Linked DNA regions of Homo sapiens: region 1 is linked to region 2. The links are chromatin loops, found by intact Hi-C in ENCODE. Cell type or tissue: psoas muscle. All regions are shown on one strand. Each heading gives the region's core, and the rest is flanking DNA. Links, peaks and the distances in the headings are about the cores only. Region 1 overlaps MRPS21 (mitochondrial ribosomal protein S21). Region 2 overlaps PRPF3 (pre-mRNA processing factor 3).

Evidence for each region. Peaks named below come from ENCODE experiments on the same cell type or tissue, not always from the same donor. Only the 100,000 strongest peaks of a DNase experiment are listed, where the experiment ranks them.
Region 1: it touches region 2 in a loop (2.4-fold over the local background); 8 of 110 quality-filtered maps call a loop at or near these places.

Annotation. Positions count from the first base shown.
Region 1 is chr1:150,297,728-150,308,095 of GRCh38, reverse strand. It overlaps MRPS21 (mitochondrial ribosomal protein S21), which reads right to left. Exons shown (of 3, transcript NM_031901.6): 3 at 1-48. Among named protein-coding and RNA genes, the nearest start is that of MRPS21, 9.1 kb to the right of the region's middle. In psoas muscle, for the core only: no CTCF peak of the experiment used is centred there; a DNase peak (open chromatin) is centred at 5,537.
Region 2 is chr1:150,349,737-150,360,104 of GRCh38, reverse strand. It overlaps PRPF3 (pre-mRNA processing factor 3), which reads right to left. Exons shown (of 16, transcript NM_004698.4): 16 at 6,872-7,272. The coding sequence ends at 7,126. Among named protein-coding and RNA genes, the nearest start is that of RPRD2, 9.2 kb to the left of the region's middle. In psoas muscle, for the core only: no CTCF peak of the experiment used is centred there; no DNase peak of the experiment used is centred there.

The sequences.
Region 1 (10,368 bases), core at 930-8,929, 52 kb after region 2:
TACCGCCGATGCTTAATGTCCTCAATGAGCCCATCCATAGTGAGGATTCTGTATAAAGGCAAGCAATGAGGTTAGACATTTGGGATCATCATTATTCTTTTCCAGTTTCATAAATAGAAGTCGATTGACCAAACAATTGGTATTTATAAAAAATACAGTGGGAAATGGTGGCAATAGAGCATTAACTGCCTACTTACAAAGGCCTCAATAAGAATCTGTGGGCCGGGTGCAGTGGCTCATGCCTGTAATCCCACCACCCTGGGAGCCCAAGGTGAGCAGATTGAGCCCAGGAGTTTGAGACCAGCCTAGGCAACATGGCAAAACCCTGTTTCTACAAAAAATAAAAATAATTAGCCAGGCTTCGTAATATGTGTCTGTAGTGCTAGCGACTCACGAGGCTGAGGTGGGAGCATCACTTGAGCCCAGGGGAGACTGAGGCTGCAGTGTGCTGTGTTTGCACCAGTGTACTCCAGCCTGGGTGACAGAATAAGACCCTGTCTCAAAAAAGAAAAAAAATATTGTTCAGCATGGGCAACACGGCAAAACCCCGTCTCTGCAAATAATACAAACATTAACCAGGCATGGTGGTACATGCCTGTAGTCCCCTCTACTCAGGAGGCTGAGGTGGGAGGATCAATTGAACCTGGGAGTTCATGGCTGCAGTGAGCTGAGATCCTACCACTGCATTCCAGCCTGGACAACAGAGTGACACCTTGACTCAAAGGAAAAAAAAAAAAAAAAAAAAAAGGACTGGGCACAGTGACTCATGCCTGTAATCCTAGCACTTCGGGAAGCCGAGGCAGGTGGATCACCTGAGGTCGGGAGTTCGAGACCAGCCTGACCAATATGGTGAAACCCCGTCTCTACTAAAAATACAAAAATTAGCTGGGCATGATGGCGGGCGCCTATAGTCCCTCCCAGCTACTCAGGAGGCAGGCAGGAGAAGTGTTTGAACCTAGGAGGTGGAGGTTGCAGTGAGCTGAGATTGCACCACTGCACTCCAGCCTGGGCAACAGAGTGAGACTCTTGTCTCAAAAAAAAAAAATTGGGGAAATAAAAAAGCAATTAATTACATGGCCCTTGCTCTTGGAGAGTTTATAGTCAAAGTTATGTTCTCAAATCTACTCTACCACAACACACCTGAGGGATATGATACAGTACCTGAAGAACATGTCTCCCTACAGCAATGATTCTCAACTAATGGGGCATTTCAGAGACCTCAACTGGGGAGAGCCATTTTCAGTAAGAACAGAATCACTAGGGGTGATTCTTAAGGTGATTCTCTTACTTAAAGTTCCATCCTGTCAGGCTGGTGGCTCACACCTGTAATTCCAGCACTGTGGGAGGCCGAGGTGGGCGGATCACCTGAGGTCAGGAGTTTGAGACCAGCCTGACCAACATGGAGAAACCCTGTCTCTACTAAAAATACAAAATTAGCCGGGCATGGTGGTGTATGCCTGTAATCCCAGCTACTCGGAAGGCTGAGGCAGGAGAATTGCTTGAACCCTGGGGGCGGAGATTGCAGTAAGCCAAGGTTGCGCCACTGCACTCCAGCCTGGGCAACAAGAGTGAAACTCCATCTCAAAAAGATCACTTGAGGTCAGGAGTTCAAGACCAGGCTGGCCAACATGGTGAAACCCCACCTCTACTAAAAATACAAAAATTAGCCAGGCGTAGTGGTGGGCACCTGTACTCAGTAGGCTGAGGCAGGAGAATCCCTTGAACTCGGGGTGGAGGCTGTAGTGAGCCGAGATGGTGCCACTGCACTCCAGCCTGGGCAACAGACTCTTGTCTCAAGGAAAAACAAAACAAAAACAAACTCACAGGAGGCATTAAACCTGAACTTGAGAACAAGAAAGTGGTTGTGAAGGGATCCTAAAGAACAACTCATCTGAAATGTGAATAAGTAGGTTGCCCTATTTCCACTCTCTTTTCCTACACCAATTATTGCCCTAAAACATAAATCAGATCATGTCACTCTGGTGCTAAAAAATCTTTCCTAATATACAGAGTGGCCTAAGCCACTAAAGTTCCCAGAATCATCTGCACATCAGAACTGCCCAGGGATCTTTTAAACATTCCGAACCCTGGGCCACACCCAGTCCAATTAAATCACAAAGGAGAGGGAAAGGGACATGAGCAGGTTTTTCAGTTTCCAAGGTGATTCCAATGTACAGACAGATTTTGGAACTACTAGTCTAAGCTCAAAGCCCAAACAATTGCCCCCTATATATATATCTTTTAATAACCTGCCCTACTGATCACTTGAGGTCAGGAGTTCGAGACAAGCCTGGCCAACATGGTGAAACCCCATCTCTACTAAAAATACAAAAATTAGCTGGGCATGGTGGTGCCCACCTGTAATCCCAGCTACTCGGGAAGCGGAGGCAGGAGAATAGCTTGAACCTGGGAGGTGGAGGTTGCAATGAGCCGAGATCAAGGCACTGCACTCCAGCTGGGCAAAAGATGGAGACTCCATCTCAAAAAACAAAAACAAAACACGTGCCCTATAATGCCTATGCTCTAGTCACACTTAAGTATATGCAGTTCTCCAAGCATCCTACATACTTGTTTTTTTCTTTGCTCATGATGTTCCCTTTACTTGGAATATCATTCTTTTCTTTTTCTTCCTGATGAAATCCTACTTGTTCCTCAAAGGCCCAAATCAATTGTTATCACATCTGTAAACTAGTTCAGGTGAAATCAAACTTTGGCATGCAGTAGTCATCTGGAAAGCTTGTTAAAACAGGGATTGCTGGCTGGCCATGGTGGCTCACACCTGTAATCCCAGGACTTTGGGAGGCCGAGCTGGGAGGATCACTTGAGCCCAGGAGTTTGACACTAGCCTGAGCAACATAGTGAGAACCCCATCTCCACAAAAAATAAAAATTAACCAGACATGGTGGCACACACACCTGCACTCCCAGCTACTTGGGAGGCTGACATGGGAGAATGGGAGAAATGCTTTATCCCAGGAGGTTGAGACTGCAGTGAGCCATGATTGTGGCACTGCACTCCAGCCTGGGCAAGCAAGACCCTATTTCTTTCTTTCTTTTGAGACGGAGTTGCGCACTTGTTGCCCAGGCTGGAGTGCAATGGCGCAATCTTGGCTCACTGCAACCTCCGCCTTCTGGGTTCAAGCGATTCTCCTGCCTCAGCTTCCCAAGTAGCCGGAATTACAAGCACCAGCTAATTTTTGTTATTTTTAGTAGACATAAGGTTTCGCCATGTTGGCAGGCTGGTCTCGAACTCCTGACCTCAGGTGATCCACCCGCCTCAGCCTCCCAAAGTGCTGGGATTACAGGCATGAGCCACCGCAACCGGCCTTTTTTTTTTTTTTGAGACAGAGTCTCGCTCTGTTGCCCAGGCAGGAGTTGCAGTGGCACGATCTCGGCTCACTGCAACCTCCGCCTCCCAGGTTCAAGAGATTCTCTTGCCTCAGGCTCCCGAGTAGCTGGGACTACAGACACGCACCACCACGCCCAGCTAATTTTTGTATTTTTAGTAGAGACGGAGTTTCACCATATTGGTCAGGCTGGTCTTGAACTTCTGACCTCATGATCTGCCTGCCTTGGCCTCCCAAAGTGCTGGGATTACAGGCATGAGCCACTGCGCTTGGCTGTGAAACCCTATTTCAAAGAACACCACAGATTGCTGTGCCACAGTTTCTGATTCTGTAGGCCTAGAGTAGGGGCCAAGAATTTGCATTTCTAACAATTCCCAGCTGATATTGCTGCTGATGGTCCAGGGACAACCAACACCATGGCACCATTTTTTTTTTTTTGTAGGCAGGGCCTCGCTCTGTTGCCCAGGCTGGAGTGCAGTGTCACCATCTTGGCTCACTGCAGCCTCAACCTCTCAGGTTCAAGCAATTCTCCCGCCTCAGCCTCCTGAGTAGCTGGGATTACAGGGGCGTACCACCACACCTGGATAATTTTTGCATTTTTAGTAGAGACAGGGTTTCACCATGTTGGCCAGGCTGGTCTCAAACTCCTGACCTCAGGTGATCCACCCACCTCGGCCTCCCAAAGTGCTGGGATTGCAGGCGTGAGCCACCACGCCCGGCTGATGTCTCTTTTATAGCACTGATCAAACAGTATTACATTGAACCCCTCATTGGGTTGTGTCTTTTCTAAGGTTAGAGATCAAATCTGTATTCACTTTTGCACCTAACAAAATACTTGGCAAAGAACAACTAGGAAATGTATGCCAAAAATGAGTCCTCTAGATGACTAATAAATGTCCATAGCACAAGGGATTAAGTGACCTTACAATATATACAGTTATTGGGGATATAGCTCAGAAAGCCTCAATAGTATTACCTTTACTACGATGGCATATTAGAGTTTAGATAGCATTTTTATATCCATCATCCTAACTACACTCCTATGAAATTGTTTAGGCAAATAATGTCCTCTTTTTATAGATGAGGAAACTGAAGTTCAGAGAGGCTGACCCGCCCAAGATCACAAAATGGAACTATAAACAGAATTCAGGTCTTTAGTAAAGTGCTCTACAACAGTATTCTGCTTCTCAAACAAAAACCACCCATTTCAGAAGACAAACTGTTGCAGTATCCATGGGTAAAAGAGGGAGTGAAGAGCTGGGCTAGACTCTTCAATCAGAGTAAAGAGGAAATGGAAGCCGATAAGGGACACTTGGATAAAAGAATGATCTAAACATGTAAACATTTATTTCTGCTGAGACTTTGTGTTTAATACTGTCTAATGAAGGTTGCTTTTTGGACTAGAAAGTAGTATATTGGAGAAAATATAGAAAAAAGCCCCTGAAAGAAAAAGATTGGATATATAATGTAAAAAGTACAAGGAGACTGGATTTGAGAGAATATAAAAACGACAGAGACCCTGAGTAAATATGACCTAGGAAGACGAACCTATTGGAATGACAAAGACAGTTTAAAAGTAGGATGAAACAACACTGCAAGAGGAGGAAGGGGTTGAGTATGACTCAAGGAACCCTACTGGAGTTCCAAAAGGCTTCTAAAACAAAGGTGATCATCTTACCAAGGAAATGCCTGTACTGTCAGGCAAAAGGGCAAGACAAGGAAAAAGAATAACAAAAGAACATAAGAATGGTGAAGGGAAAAGAAAGAATATAATGATGGGGGTTGGTAAATGGCATTCCCTGGATGTACTACTTACTTCCAAAACACAGACCAAATAAATTCCAAGATGCCAGGTGAGGATTCCCTCCCTTACCCGACACGTTCTAGTCATACTAAAAAAGGCACAGATTATCTTCAAATGCCCCAGAGTCCCTATAGTAGAGGTATCTACTCAACTTTACCTCTAACAGAAAAGGATGCAAGAAAAGCTTTGTAAAACACAAGAATAGAGGGGGTGTTACTAATGATGCTTCCTTCTGCTTCCAAAAGTAGTTCAAGGACTAGTACATCAAGAGCTTTAGAGTAAACAGATCAGCCTGGAGTTCGGGCGCCTGGCAACCTAATACTGAAGGAGAAACCAGCTGCCAGTTTTAGTGAAATTCAAATGATTATGTAAAAGGAGCCAAGCTGCCTGGAGCGGGGGGAGGTGCGGGTGGCAGACTCACATGTCAGTGTAGCCAGTCTACGTCAGGACAGACGTGTATGCAGAAGGACTCAATGGACCCAGAAGGTAGCCCACTAGGAGTAAAAGGAGTCAACAGGGCATGCTTCCAGTGTACTCACCTTTCTTTGCTTGGGGGCCAGCCAATCATGCAGGGCTTCCTAGCAACCCCCACTCTCCACCTTCTCATCCCGGGGCACCAATGAGGGCCCCCAGTTATATAACAGGCATTTTGTGGTGGCCTCACTGGACAGACACGTAGGCTATTTCCTTTGTAAGACTCTCTCTGTACTCCAAACATGGTAAAGCTTTAATCACCTCCCTCTAGACTCATTTGCTCTCCTACCTATTGTTGTAATTAGACCACAGAACAAGCAAATTATTTTTAAACTACCAGCTATGAGAAAGCTGAAAGAGATCAGGAGAGGCCTGGAGTGTGAGAAAGATATACAGAAAAAGTGGCTAGAGAGAGGACATTTGGGAAAAGCAGAGAAAAAGAAGAAACAGAAAAGTGCATCAGTCAGAAAATGTGTTTAACAGGCAGCAGGAAAACAGAAGATTGGATCACTCCAAAATCAGTCTGCTCACGTATGCAAGCTTGAAAGTCCTTACCTAGAAAATTATTCTAAGAGGCCGGGCACGGTGGCTCACCCCTGTAATCCCAGCGCTTTGGGAGGCCGGGCGGGCCAATCATGAGGTCAGGAGTTTGAGACCAGCCTGGCCAACATCGTGAAACCCCGTCTCTACTACAAAAAATTAGCCGGACGTGGTGGCAGGTGCCTGTAATCCCAGCTACTCGGGAGGCTGAGGCAGGAGAATCACTTGAACCCGGGAGACAGAGGTTGCAGTGAGGCGAGACCACGCAGTCTGGGCAACAGAGAGAGACTCCGTATTAAAAAAAAAAGAAAGGAAAAAGAAAATTATTCTAAGACTGAAATATTTGTTCATTTCCCCCCTGCCCCGCGAAGCTATAATACAATTTATGGGACTCTGAGTCTATGGGACTTGAATTTCTTTTCCTTTTTTGAGACGAAGTCTCGCTCTCGTCCCCCAGGCTGGAGTGCAATGAATGGCGCGATCTCGGCTCACTGGAACCTCCGCCTCCTGGGTTCAAGCGATTCTCCTGCCTCAGCCTCCTGAGTAGCTGGGATTACAGGCACCTGCCACCATGTCCGGCTAATTTTTTTTCTTTTGAGACGAAGTCTCGCTCTCGTCCCCCAGGTTGGAGTGCAATGGCGCCATCTTGGCTCACTGCAAGCTCCGCCTCCCGGGTTCACGTCATTCTCCTGCCTCAGCCTCCCGAGTAGCTGGGACTATAGGCGCCCGCCACGGCGCCCAGCTAATTTTTTGTATTTTTAGTAGAGACGGGGTTTCACTGTGTTAGCCAGGATGGTCTCGATCTCCTGACCTCGTGATCCGCCCCCCTCAGCCTCCCAAAGTGCTGGGATTACAGGCATGAGCCACCGCGCCCGGCCAATTTTTGTATTTTTTTTAGTAGAGACAGGGTTTCATCATGTTGGCCAGGCTGGTCTTGAACTCCTGACCTCAGATGATCCACCCGCCTCGGCCTCCCAAAGTGCTGAGCTTACAGGGGTGAGCCACCGCGCCTGGCCAAATTTATTTTTCTAACCACTCCTCTTCTTTCTTAAAAAGAAAAGAATATAATTCTTTTCTTTTTAAGCAATGTAAATTGCTTTTTTCCAAATCCTACTCCTACTTTGGTGTTTTAATCCCTGAAGAAAAGGTAATACTGTGCTTCTTAACCAGGGTAATTAACAGAATGCCAAAGGATACAAGTTTCTGGACAAATTTGATGCATCTGCCTGGAGGCACCAATTTTAACTCGAAGGAGTGGGGGTGTTACCCATAAAACAGATGCAATGGCAACGAATACGAAGTTCACCTTACATTTTAATTTAGGGAAGCTTCAAAGAAATTCCATGTTTGCTTATAGTAGCAGAACCCCTATAGTTCATTCACTCTCCTCTGCTGTTAACGACACTTCAGTAAAAAAGTTTGACAAACATTAAATAAGTGACAAAAAAGATAAAGGAACATTTATGTTCATTAAGTAGACATTTAATGAGAGCTTTGGATGTGCCAGACACTTTGGTAAATCCAAGAGATACACAAATGAAAAAGCATAGGTTTCTGTCCTTAAGGAGGCTACAAGCCTTTTTTTTTTTGAGACAGGGTCTCACTTTGTCACCCAGGCTGGAGTGCAGTGGCGCGATCTCGGCTCACTGCAACCTCCAGCTCCCAGGTTCAAGCGATTCTCCTGCCTCAGCCTCCCGAATAGCTGGGATTACAGGTATGCACCATCATACCCGGCTAATTTTTATATTTTTAGTAGAGACGGGGTTTTACCATGTTGGCCAGGCTGGTCTTGAACTCCTAACCTCAAATGATCCGCCCCCCTCAGCCTCCCAAAGTGCTGGGATTACAGGCATGAGTCACTGTGCCCAGCCAGGAGGCTACAAGTCTATTATAATAATTTTCAATCCTGGTGAAATCTCATGGTATGTTTTTTAAAATGCTGCCATCCAGGTTGCAACCCCTGGAGATTCTGATTCATCTCAGATTGGGCCCTGGCATTAGTTTTGTTTTCTTGATGGTTCGTTCCCTAGGTGATCCTAATAGGCAGCCAGGGTTGAAACCACAGGGTGTCACACTGACCACTCTCCGGCTCTCTAATATTAACACTTCGACCCAGGAAATAGGTTTGTGTAAAATGCCAGTCACCAACAAAAAGAGAACCATAAAAGTAGTATGTGGGCTGGGTGTGGTGGCTCACACCTGTAATCCCAGCACTTTGGGAGACAGAGGCGGGTGGATCACCTGAGGTCAGGAGTTCGAGACCAGCCTGGCCAACATGGTGAAACCCCGTCTCTACTAAAAATACCAAAACTAGCCAGGCGTGGTGGCAAGTGCCTGTAATCCCAGCTACACGGGGGGCTGAGGCAGGAGAATCACTTGAACCTGGGAGGCGGAGGTTGCAGTGAGCCGAGATCATGCCACTGCACTCCAGCTTGGGGGACAAGAGCGAGACATCGTCTCAAACAAACAAACAAACAAACAAACAAAAAACAGAAAAAAAAACAGGAAAAGCAAAAACTGAGTGTTGATTAAATTAAAAATATAGTGGCTGGACAAGGATTTTTAAAAGAGGCAGATAAAAAGGGGTATAGACAATCTTAGACAAAGAAATAAGAGTCTTCTCTCAAAAGATAAGAGCTGGCCTTATATTTTCTGCAAACCTGGTATCAGTGAAGAGGATCAGGAAGGAGATTAGAAATATTTTGTTTCTCAGATTCTGTTTCAAATTTTAGGTGTAAATGGGGATGCATTCCATATATGATATGGGGCATCACTGCAGTCTCTGCCTCCCAGGTTCAAGCGGCTCTTCTGCCTCAGCCTACGGAGTAGCTGGGATTACAGACCTGTGCCACCATGCATGGCTAATTTTTGTATTTTTAGTAAAGACGGGGTTTCGCCATGTTGGCCAGGCTAGTCTCGAACTCCTGGCCTCAAGTGATCCACCATTCTTAGCCTCCCAAATTGCTGAGAATACAAGACTGAGGCACTGCACCCAGCCGCTACTCTCTTGATACAACTGTAAGAAGTGGTTCAGCTGGGCATGGTGGCTCACGCCTGTAATCCCAGCACTTTGGGAGGCTGAGGTGGGCAGATCACGAGGTCAGGAGATCGAGACCATTCTGGCTAACATGGTGAAACCCCGTCTCTACTAAAAATACAAAAAATTAGCCGGGGTAGTGGCATGCGCCTGTAGTCCCAGCTACTCGGGAGGCTGAGGCAGGAGAATCGCTTGAACTCGGGAGGCGGAGGTCACAGTGAGCAGAGATTGCGCCACTGCGCTCCAGCCTGGGCGACAGAGGGAGACTCCGTCTCAAAAAAAAAGTGGTTCAATAAATAATACTGTACCACAAATTTTGTTGTTTTTTGTCAAAGTAGCTAATTTTCTAAAAACAAAATTCTTGCTTTTGTGTTATCTATACTTTAGGAATAAGGGAACTAAAACTGAGCCTGTTGGAAATTTGTTTTACCATTAAGCAACAGCTATCCTTTGATCTTTCAATAACAAACATCTCAACAACCATGGCCAGAAGACCTATCTAAATCTACCAAAATAAATCATACAGAAGAAGATTTACAGGGAGAAGTCAGAAAAAAAGAGTGAAGTTACACGTAATACATGCCTTTTCCCAAATTCAACATTCATCTCCCTAGCTAACTCACTGCAGGGTCTGGATGTTACCTATAAAGACGTTCATTTTAGGCCAGGTGCAGTGGCTCAAGCCTGTAATCCCAGCACTTTGGGAGGCCAAGGCGGGTGGATCATGTGAGGTTGGGAGTTAGAGACCAGCCTGACTAACCTGGAGAAACCCCATCTCTAGTAAAAATACAAAATTAGCTGGGCTTGGTGGCGCATGCCTGTAATCCCAGCTACTCAGGAGGCTGAGGCAGGAGAAACGCTTGAACATGGGCGGCAGAGGTTGCGGTGAGCCGAGATGGCACCATTGCACTCCAGCTTGGGCAATAAGAGTGAAACTCTGTCTCAAAAAAAAAAAAGTTCATTTTGTACTTCCAAGATAGCAAAGTAGGGCCAGAGAAAGGTCATTAGACATAATATACTTCTCAGACATGCCACCAGAAGGTATGAAATAGGAGAGTTAGAAATGAGGAGAAACAGAGAAAAATGAAACAGGATACCTTACAACCTGGTACTTATCTTTACTCTCAGCATAGGTGACAATGTAGAGGGAACAGCTTCAGCCCAAGG
Region 2 (10,368 bases), core at 774-8,773:
CAAGCGATTTTCCTGCCTCAGCCTCCCAAGTAGCTGGGATCACAGGCATGCGCCACCATGCCTGGCTAATTTTGTATTTTTAGTAGCCACAGGGTTTCTCCATGTTGGTCAGGCTGGTCTTGAACACCCGACCTCAGGTAATGTGCTCACCTTGGCTTCCCAAAGTGCTGGGATTGCAGGTGTGAGCCACTGTGCCCAGCCTGATGTGGAGCATCTTTTCATATGTTTATTTGCCATCTCTGTATCTTTTTTTGATGATGTGTCCGTTAAGGTCTTCGGCCCACTTTTTTTTTTTTTTTGAAACGGAGTCTCACTCTGTCGCCCAGGCTGGAGTGCAGTGGCGCCATCTCGGCTCATTGCAAGCTCCGCCTCCTGGGTTCACGCCATTCCCCTGCCTCAGCCTCCCGAGTAGCTGGGATTACAGGCGCCTGCCACCACACCCAGCTAATTTTTTGTATTTTTAGTAGAGACGGGGTTTCACCATTAGCCAGGATGGTCTCGATCTGACTTAGTGATCTGCCTGCCTTGGCCTCCCAAAGTGCTGGGATTACAGGCGTCAGCCACCGTGCCGGGCCCTTTTTTTTTTTTAAACGGAGTCTGTCTGTTGACCAGGCTGGAGTGCAGTGGCAGGATCTCAGGTCACTGCAACCTCAGCCTCCTGGGTTCAAACAATTCTCCTGCCTCAGCATGTCAGGTAGCTGGGATTACAGACATGTGCCACCATGCCCGGCTAATTTTTGTATTTTTAGTAGGGACAGGGTTTCGCCATGTTGGCCAGGCTGGTCTGGAACTCCTGACCTCACATGATCCGCCCACCTTGACCGCCCAAAGTGCTGGGATTACAGGTGTGAGCCACCGCGCCAGCCCCACTTTTTAATTGAGTTGTTCATTTTCTTAGTGTTGAGTTTTAGGAGTTCTTTGTATATTTTGGATAAGTCCTTTATCAGATACATCTTTTGCAAATATTTTCTTCCAGTATGAGGCCTTCTTTTTTTTTGGTGATGGAGTCTTGCCCTGTTGCCCAGGCTGAAGTGCAGTAGTGTGATCTCGGCTCACTGCAACCTCCGCCTCCTGGGTTCGAGCAATTCTCATGCCTCAGTCTCCTGAGTAGCTGGGATTACAAGCGCCCACTATGATGCCCGGCTAATTTTTTGTATTTTTGGTAGAGACGGGGTTTCACCATATGGGCCAGGCTGGTCTTGAACTCCTGACTTCAAGTGATCCGCCTGCCTCACCATCCCAAAGTGTGGGAATACAGGCATGAGCCACCACACCCAGCCCTTCTTTTCATTTTCTTGACAGTGTCTTTTGCACAGCAGAATTTTTCATTTTAATTAAGTCCAGTTTATAATTTTTTCTTTCATAGATCATGCCTTTGGTGTTGTTTCTAAAAAGTCAAGGCTGGCTGGGCACGGTGGCTCACACCTGTAATCCCAGCACTTTGGGAGGCCAAGGCAGGCGGATCAGGAGGTCAGGAGTTCGAGACCAGCCAGGACAACTAAGTGAAACCCCATTCCTACTAAATATACAATTAGCTGGGTGTGGTGACACACACCTGTAGTCCCAGCTACTCGAGAGGCTGAGGCCAGAGAATCGCTTGAACCTGGGAGGCAGAGGTTGCAGTGAGCAGAGACCACACCATTGCACTCCAGCGGGGGTGACAGAGTGAGACTCCATCTCAAAAAAAAAAAAAAAAAAAAAAAGTCAAGGCCAACCCCAAGTCAGCTACATTTTCTGTTATCTACTAGGTACTTTACAGGTTTGCATTTTACATTTAGGTCTGTTACCTATTTTGAGTTAATTTGTGTCTAGATTCACTTTTTTGCATGTGAACATCCAGTTGTTCCAACACCAATTTTTAAAAAAGATTATCTCTCCTTTATATTGCTTTTGCTCCTTTATCAAAGAGCAGTTGACTATGTGAGTCTATCTCTGTGATCTCTACTCTGTTCCACTGATCTATTCTTTCACCAATACTATACTACCAGCTGGGCATGGTGGCTCACTCCTGTAATCCCAGCACTTTGGAGGCCGAGGCTGGTGGATCACCTGAGGTCGGGAGTTCAAGACCAGCATGACCAACATGGTGAAACCTCATCTCTACTAAAAATACAAAATTAGCTGGGCATGGTGGCACATGCCTGTAATCTCAGCTACTTGGGAGGCTGAGGCAGGAGAATCACTTGAACCCGGGAGGTGGAGTTTGCAGTGAGCTAAGATTGCACCATTGCACTCGAGCCTGGGCAACAAGAGTGAAACTCCGTCTCAGAAAAAAAAAAAGCCAGCCACGGTGGCTGACACCTGTAATCCCAGTACTTTGGGAGGCCGAGGCGGGTGGATCACCTCAGGTCAGGAGTTCAAGACCAGCCTGGCCAGTGTGGTGAAACCCCATCTCTACTAAAAATATGCAAAACTTAGCTGGGCATGGTGGCAGGTGCCTGTAATCCCAGCTACTCGGGAGGCTGAGGTAGGAGAACTGCTTGAGCCCGGGAGATGGAGGTTACAGTGAGCCGAGATTGCACCACTGCACTCCAGCCTGGGCAATAGAGCGAGACTCCGTCTCAAAACAACAACAACAACAACAACAACAACACCACCTTCATTACTGTAGCTTTACAGTAATTCTCAAAGTTGGGTAATGTCAGTCCTTCAACTCTATTGGATTTTTTTTTTTTCCTTGAGACAGGGTCTCACTCTGTCACCCAGGCTGGAGTGCAATGGTACTTCCCAGGCCCAAGTGATCCTCCCAGCCCAGGTAGCTGGAACCACATGCACATGCCACCATGCCTGGCTAATTTTATTTTTAAATTTTTTGTAGACCGGGTGCAGTGACTCATCGCTGTAATCCCAGCACTTTGGGAAGCCAAGGCAAGAAGATGACTTGAGCTCTGGAGTTGGAGACCAGCCTGGGCAACAAAGTGATACCTCGTCTCTACAAAAAAATTTAAAAACTAGCCAGGTGTGGTGGCATGTGCCTGTAGACTCAGCTACTCGGGAGGCTGAGAGGTGGGAGGATTGCTTGAGCCTGGGACGTCAAGGCAGCAGTGAGCTGAGAACATGCCACACCACTCCAACCTGGGCAACAAAGCGAGACCTTGTCTCAAAAAAAAAATAAAAATAAAAAAAGTTGCAGAGATGGGATCTCCCTATGTTGTCCAGGCTGGTCTCAATGATCTTCCAGCCTCGGTCTCCCAAGGTGCTGAGATTACAGGCATGAGCCACCACATCCAACCAGAACTGACATCTTTACAATACTGTCTTCCTACCATGAATGTGACATACCATTGCATTTATTTAGTTTTTTTTTTATTAGAGTTTTGTAGTTTTCTTCATATAGATCTTACATATATTTGGATTTATCCCTAAGTATTCCACTTCCTTTTGGTGCTAATGTAAATGGAATTGCTTTTAATTTCAAATTCTACTTGTTCATTACTCGTATACAGGAGAGCGACTGATTTTTGTATTGTAACCTTATATCCTGCAACCTTACTATAATCATTTATTAATTCCAGCCAAAGGGTTTCTAAAACTCTTTCCAATGAAAATAAAAAATGAAAAAAATGACTCTTCCAAAACTAATAACTGCCGTTAACTAAAGGTATTCAAAAAGGACTGGAAATAGATGAAATTACCAAAATTCACAAAGTTTTTGTTTTTTTTTTTTTTGAGATGGAGTCTTGCCCTGTCGCCCAGGCTGGAGTGCAGTGGCGCGATCTCGCTTACTGCAACCTCCGCCTCCTGGGTTCAAGTGATTCTCCTGCCCCAGCCTCTCGAGTAGCTGGGATTACAGGCGCGCGCCTCCATGCCCAGCTAATTTTTGCATTTTTAGTAGAGACGGGGTTTCAACATGTTGGTCAGGCTGGTCTCGAACTTCTGACCTCGTGATCCGCCCGCCTTGGCCTCCCAAAGTGCTGAGATTACAGGCATGAGCCACCGCGCCCAGCTCACAAAGTATTTTCAGTGATAACAGCATCCCCAGGTAAGAACTATCCTGAGAATAACATTCATTTGAAAGAACATATCTGTCCCTACCTCTTTATTGTACAAATGAGGCAATATACACTTAGTGGCTCAGTTTGGTCTGTACTCAAACAAATCTGGGTTCAAATCAAGCTCTACAACTTACTAAGTCATAAACTTGGGCAAATTATTTACTCTAAGCCTCAGATTCCTCACCTCTAAAATGCATATCTCTTATAAGTTTGTAAGGAGAAATAAGGAGGTAATGCTTGAGAAAATTTAACAACAATTAACACCTGGAGGCACAGAGAGACGAGTGATATACTCAAGACAAGTTTGAGTCTCATTATGGGTACATTACAATAAACTATAGCATATTGTAATATAAATATTTCTTTTAGATCTTATGCAATCAATTCATTTTTGAAGTAGTGTATAAATTATTTACACATATACTTGTAACAAATCCTTTAACAGAACAAAAACACTCATTTTTATGACAATGAATTTTTCCCCTGCATTTGCTTAAATCAAGAAATACTAAAATAGCTAGTTCAATTCTCTAGCTCCCAAGTTTCATAGATATAATTACTAGTAAGCACTCAAAATCTTCATTGCTGTGTCCTGGTAAGCTAGAGTTATTTCAAAGATTTCATCCTGTACCATCCTTCAGATGATGAGCCTCACTCATCTGGGTTAGTTTGCTTTTCTCTTTTTTTTTGAGATGGAGTTTTGCTCTTGTTGCCCAGGCTGGAGTGCAGTGGTGCGATCGTGGCTCAGGGCAACCTCTGCCTCCTGGGTTCAAGCAGTTCTCCTGCCTCAGCCTCCCGAGTAGCTGGGATTACAGGCATGCACCACCACGCTCGGCTAGTTTTGTATTTTTAGTAGAGATGGGGTTTCTCCATGTTGGTCAGGCTGGTCTCAAACTCCAGATCTCAGGTGATCCACCGACCTCAGCCTCCCAAAGTTCTGGGATTATAGGCGTGAGCCACTGCGCCCAGCCGTGCTTATCTCTTTTTTTGGCTTTTTTCTTTTGAGACGGAGACTGGCTCTGTCGTCAGGCTGGAGTGCAGTGGCGCGATCTCGGCTCACTGCAACCTCCGCTTCCCAGGTTCAAGTGATTCTCCTGCCTCAGCCTCCGAAGTAGCTAGGACTACAGGTACGTGCCACAATGCCAGCTAATTTTTGTATTTTTAGTAGAGACAGCGTTTCACCATATTGGCCAGGATGGTCTCAATCTCTTGACCTCGTGATCCACCCGCCTCGGCCTCCCAAAGTGCTGGGATTAGAGGCGTGAGCCATCACTCCTGGCCTTTTTTTTTTTTTTTTTTGAGAAGGAGTTTTGCTCTCGTCGCCCAGGCTGGAGTGCAGTGACACGATCTTGACTCACTGCAACCTCCGCCTTCTGGGTTCAAGCAATTCTCCTGCCTCAGCCTCCTAAGTAGCTGGGATTACAGGTGCCCACCACCACACCCAGCTAATTTTTTGTATTTTTAGTAGAGATGGGGTTTCACCATGTTGGGCAGGCTGGTCTCGAATTCCTGACCTCAGATGATCTGCCTGCCTCGACCTCCCAAAATGCTGGGATTACAGGCAGGAGCCACCAAGCTCAGCTTGCTTATCTCTAAAAAAGGAGAATCCTTTGAGCTGGAGCTCAAAAAAATTAAAATCAGGCCAGGCGCGGTGGCTCACACCTGTAATCCCAGTACTCTGGGAGGCCGAGGTGGGCAGATCACGAGGTCAGGAGATTGAGACCAGCCTGGCCAATATGGTGAAACCCCATCTCTACTAAAAAATACAAAAATTAGCTGAGTGTGGTGGCGTGCGCCTGTAGTCCCAGCTACTCGGGTGGCTGAGGCAGGAGAATTGCTGGAACCTGGGAGGTGGAGGTTGCAGTGAGCCGAGATCACACCACTGCACTCCAGCCTGGCGACAGAGCGAGACTCGGTCTAAAAACAAAAAACAAAAAAAAAAAAATTAAAATTAAGAAGGAGAGAAGTTGCACTAGTTTTACCTCAAAGCCCTGTGTGGTCCCCTATCTCTTCCCACCTCCTTGATGGTAGTGCTCCCTAATACTACCTTAAAGTTGGAACTCTGACCAGGACCTGAAATACAGATTTTTTTTTTTAAAGGGGGTTAATTTTATAACACAGAATGTTTTAACTTTTTGTCAAACATCCATTCTCCAATACCAATTCATAGCATGCTCCACCTAGCAAGAAGGTATGGGAGCTCTATTGACTTGTTTGATCCATTCCCAACAGAGGCAATATGAAACGGAAGGATAGGTATGGTAAAAATTTTGGACTTCAAATACTCCTAAAATCAAACCAGAAACATTAAATGCTGAAATAAAACCACCCACATGTAGTCGGATTCATAGATAGAAAAAAAAAAAAAAAAACTACACAATTTCTATTAGAAGCGGATTTTTAAACTAGTAAAAGAGACAAAATGGGCTAAATTCTTAAATCCTATTCCACTTTACAAACTGACCCATAGCATCCTCCTTGGACTTTCCCTGTGTCCATTTCACCCACAACACACATTCCCACATATGCATCCCTTAGAGGAACTGATTTCCTGGAAAGACTACTTAGCCAAGTCCTGAGGTAATCTGTCTAACCTGGTGATTCTCTTGGTTAAGGGATGGATACTCATTTGTCCCTCCTTCCTCCCTTACCACTTTACACATCTCCCTGCTTCATTCTGCTCCAGGAAAACAGTATTTATCATTCTAGCTCCAGGATGAGATCAAACATTTCCACTAGACTTCAAAAATACACATCCATCTATCCATCCATCCATTCATCCATTTATATATATAAATAAATGTCAATGACAAAAAATGTTTTTTTCCACAGCAATTGCTAAAAGTCCGGAAAAAAGATCACCTGTAGACCCAAACTCTAATACTTACGAATGTGTGAAAAATATCACACCAAGTTTAAAAATAACTCTTTAATCATATGCACATAAGGGGAATAAAGGGCAACACCAGGCTGACTCAGGAGGGGAGCAAGATATTCTCCCTTTGTCCCAGTGTCTGCTTGGCACAGTTCTGAGATCACACAAACAAGTGGGAGGGGGTTGGGAAATAGAATAAGTGAGAGGACTGAAGAGACAAAGGCAAGGGAGGAGAGGCAAGGGCTTGCAGTAGTCTCAATCAGTGGACTCTAACACAGATTCACTCAGCGCAAGGTCCCAGTAGTGTTCAGCCCCATGCTTTTTGAAATGCTCACGAGCCATGTTCTCTGTAGGACACTGTTTAAACTTCATCTCTCCAAAGCTCCGGTCTTTGGCTGTACCCTAGAAAAGAGATATATAATAAAAACACTTCAATTTCTTATTTAAATCAGATAATATTCTTTTATAAGAAGACCTAGTAACATTTGTGAGACATGTGCCCAGCTGAACGTGATTTTATGGTTAAAAAAAAATTGTGACCTCCATTTCCTTGGATATTTGTGTTTTTCTGAGACAGAGTCTCGCTCTGTCGCCCAGGCTGGAGTGCAGTGGCACGATCTCGGCTCACTGCAAGCTCCGCCTCCCGGGTTCACACCATTCTCCTGCCTCAGCCTCTGGAGTAGCTGGGACTACAGGCGCCCGCTACCACGCCCAGCTGATTTTTTGTATTTCTAGTAGAGACGGGGTTTCACCGTGTTAGCCAGGATGGTCTCGATCTCCTGACCTCGTGATCCTCCCGCCTCAGCCTCCCAAAGTGCTGGGATTATAGGCGTGAGCCACCGCGCCCGGCCTCCTTGGATATTTGTATGAGATTTTACGAATTCATATGCATAAGGCTTTTAGTTTTTTGAAATGAAGTGAGGAATTATTTGCTCTGGTGCCTGGGTGGAACAGCAAGTCAGGAAGAACTATGGAAGGTGGAATGAGATAAACTTATCTCCTACCAGGCCTTAAGGACTAAATCTGAGCCTTCAAAAAGGCCCCAGAAACTATTTATATAAGCAGGAGGCTTTGGGGCCCAGCAACAAAGAACAACTGGGGGCGGGGAACAGAAGAAGAGCAGGTACCAGCAGAGAATTACAACAGAAAAAGACAGTACTGGGCAGAATGGCATTCTTGCCAAAGTTACCAGCAGCAATGGCAGTCATAAAGCAATACCTCAAGAGGCGTTCAGGGAGTAGACTCCAATAAGGAGGCTGGAGCAGAACTTGGCTTATTTCTGAACATGAGAGACAATTCCTGAAAACTAAATTCCTACAACATTAATACTGGTTCTCTAAGAAGCCGGGACTTTTTCAGTAAGTACTCTTCAGAGATAAATAGAAGAAAATTGAAAGATGAGGGTGCTGAGATATGTGAAGGTAGGGCTGGGCACAGTAGCTCATGCCTATAATCCCAGCACTTTGGGAGGCTGAGGTGGGAGGATCACTCAAGGCTAAGAGTTCAAGACAAGCCTAGGCAACATAGTGAGATCCATTTCTAAAAAAAAAAAAAAAAAAAAAAAAAATTAGCCAGGCACAGTGGTGTGGACCTGAGGTCTCAGATACTTGAGAAGCTGAGACTGGAGGATTGCTTGTCCCTAGGAGTTCAAGGCTGTAGCGAGCTATGACTGCGCCACTGCACACCAGCCTGAGCAATAGAGCAAGACCCTATCTCTAAAAAAAAAAGTTGATTAAAAAAAGATAACAAATATGCAGGTGGGAACTTATAAAACAGAGAACAAATACTATGGTTATTATCATCTAATTTGTATGCATAAATTGAAGAATCTGGGATAAGGCAGGATACATGAAAACCTTTTTTTTTAATTTTTATTTTTTGATTGCTCCTTCAGAAGAAAAACTATTAATAGCAATTACCTATAAAGACTGGTCTGAAGAGATCAGCGAATAGGAAGAGACTTTTGTTTTGAGACACAGTCTCGCACTGTCACCCAGGCTGGAGTGCAATGGTGCGATCTCGGCTCACTGCAACCTCCGCTTCCCAGATTCAAGCGATTCTCCTGCCTCAGCCTCCCAAGTAGCTGGGATTATAGGCACTGGCCACCACGCCCCACTAATTTTTGTATTTTTAGTAGAGACTGGGTTTCACCATGTTGGCCAGGTTAGTCTCGAATTCCTGACCTCGTAATCCGCCCACCTCAGCCTCCCAAAGTGTTGGGAGTATAGGCATGAGCCACTGCACCTGGCCTGAGACTTTTTCTTTTTTTTTTTTAAGACAGGGTTTCACTCTGGTGCCCAGGCTGGAGTGCAGTGGCATAGTCACAGCTCACTGCAGCTTCAAACTCCAAAGCTGAAGCAATCTTCCCACCTCAGCCTCTCAAGTAGCTGGGACTACAGGCAGACGCCACCAGGCCAGGCTAATTTTTGTATTTTTTGTAGAGACGGGGTTTCGCCATATTGCCCAGGCTGGTCTTGAACTCCTGAGCTCAAGTGATCCAACCACCTCATCCTCCCAAAGTGCTGGGATTATAGGCGTGAGCCACTGTGCTGGGTCTCAGTAAGTACTCTTCTGTATAATTAGAATTTGTTTCTAATCTTAATAAACATTTACTACTTTTGTAATAATGTACCACTTTTATAATAAAGAATTCATTAATAGAAATAAGCACATTTTACTGCTCGCTTCAGCAGCACATATACTAGAAATAAGCACATTTTAAAAATAGAAGATATATGGCCGGGCGCAGTGACTCATGCCTGTAATCCCAGCACTTTGGGAGGCCAAGGCAGTCGGACCTCAGGTCAGGAGTTCGAGACCAGCTTGACCAATATGGCGAAACCCCGTCTCTACTAAAAATACAAAATTAGCCAGGCGTGGTGGCTCATGCCTGTAATTCCAGCTACTCGGGAGGCCGAGGCAGGAGAATCACTTGAACCCAGGAGGCGGTGGTTGCGGTGAGCTGAGATTGCACCATTGCACTCCAGCCTGGGTAACAAGGGCAAAACTCTCTCAAAAAAAAAAAAAAAGAAATGGAGGGGCTGGGCACAGTGGCTCATGCCTGTAATCCCAGCACTTTGGGAGGCCGAGGCAGGCGGATCACCTGAGGTTGGGAGTTCAAGACCAGCCTGACCAACATGGAGAAACCCTGTCTCTACTATAAATACAAAAATTAGTCGGGCATGGTGGCGTGCACCTGTAATCCCAGCTACTTGGGAGGCTGAGGCAGGAGAATCGTTTGAACCTGGGAGGTAGAGGTTGCGGTGAGCCGAGATCACGCCATCGCACTCCAGCCTGGGCAACAAGAGCAACAAGAGCGAAACTCCATACCGCCCCCCGCCCCCCCGCCCCCAAAAAAAGATATACATGTACTATACCTAAAAGCAAACATGAAAACATTAATACTGGTTTTAATACTGGTTCTCTAAGAAGGCTTCAGGGGTTAAAGAACTAGATAACCATAAAAAATATTCCACTTGAAGAGTGATTCAGTCACAT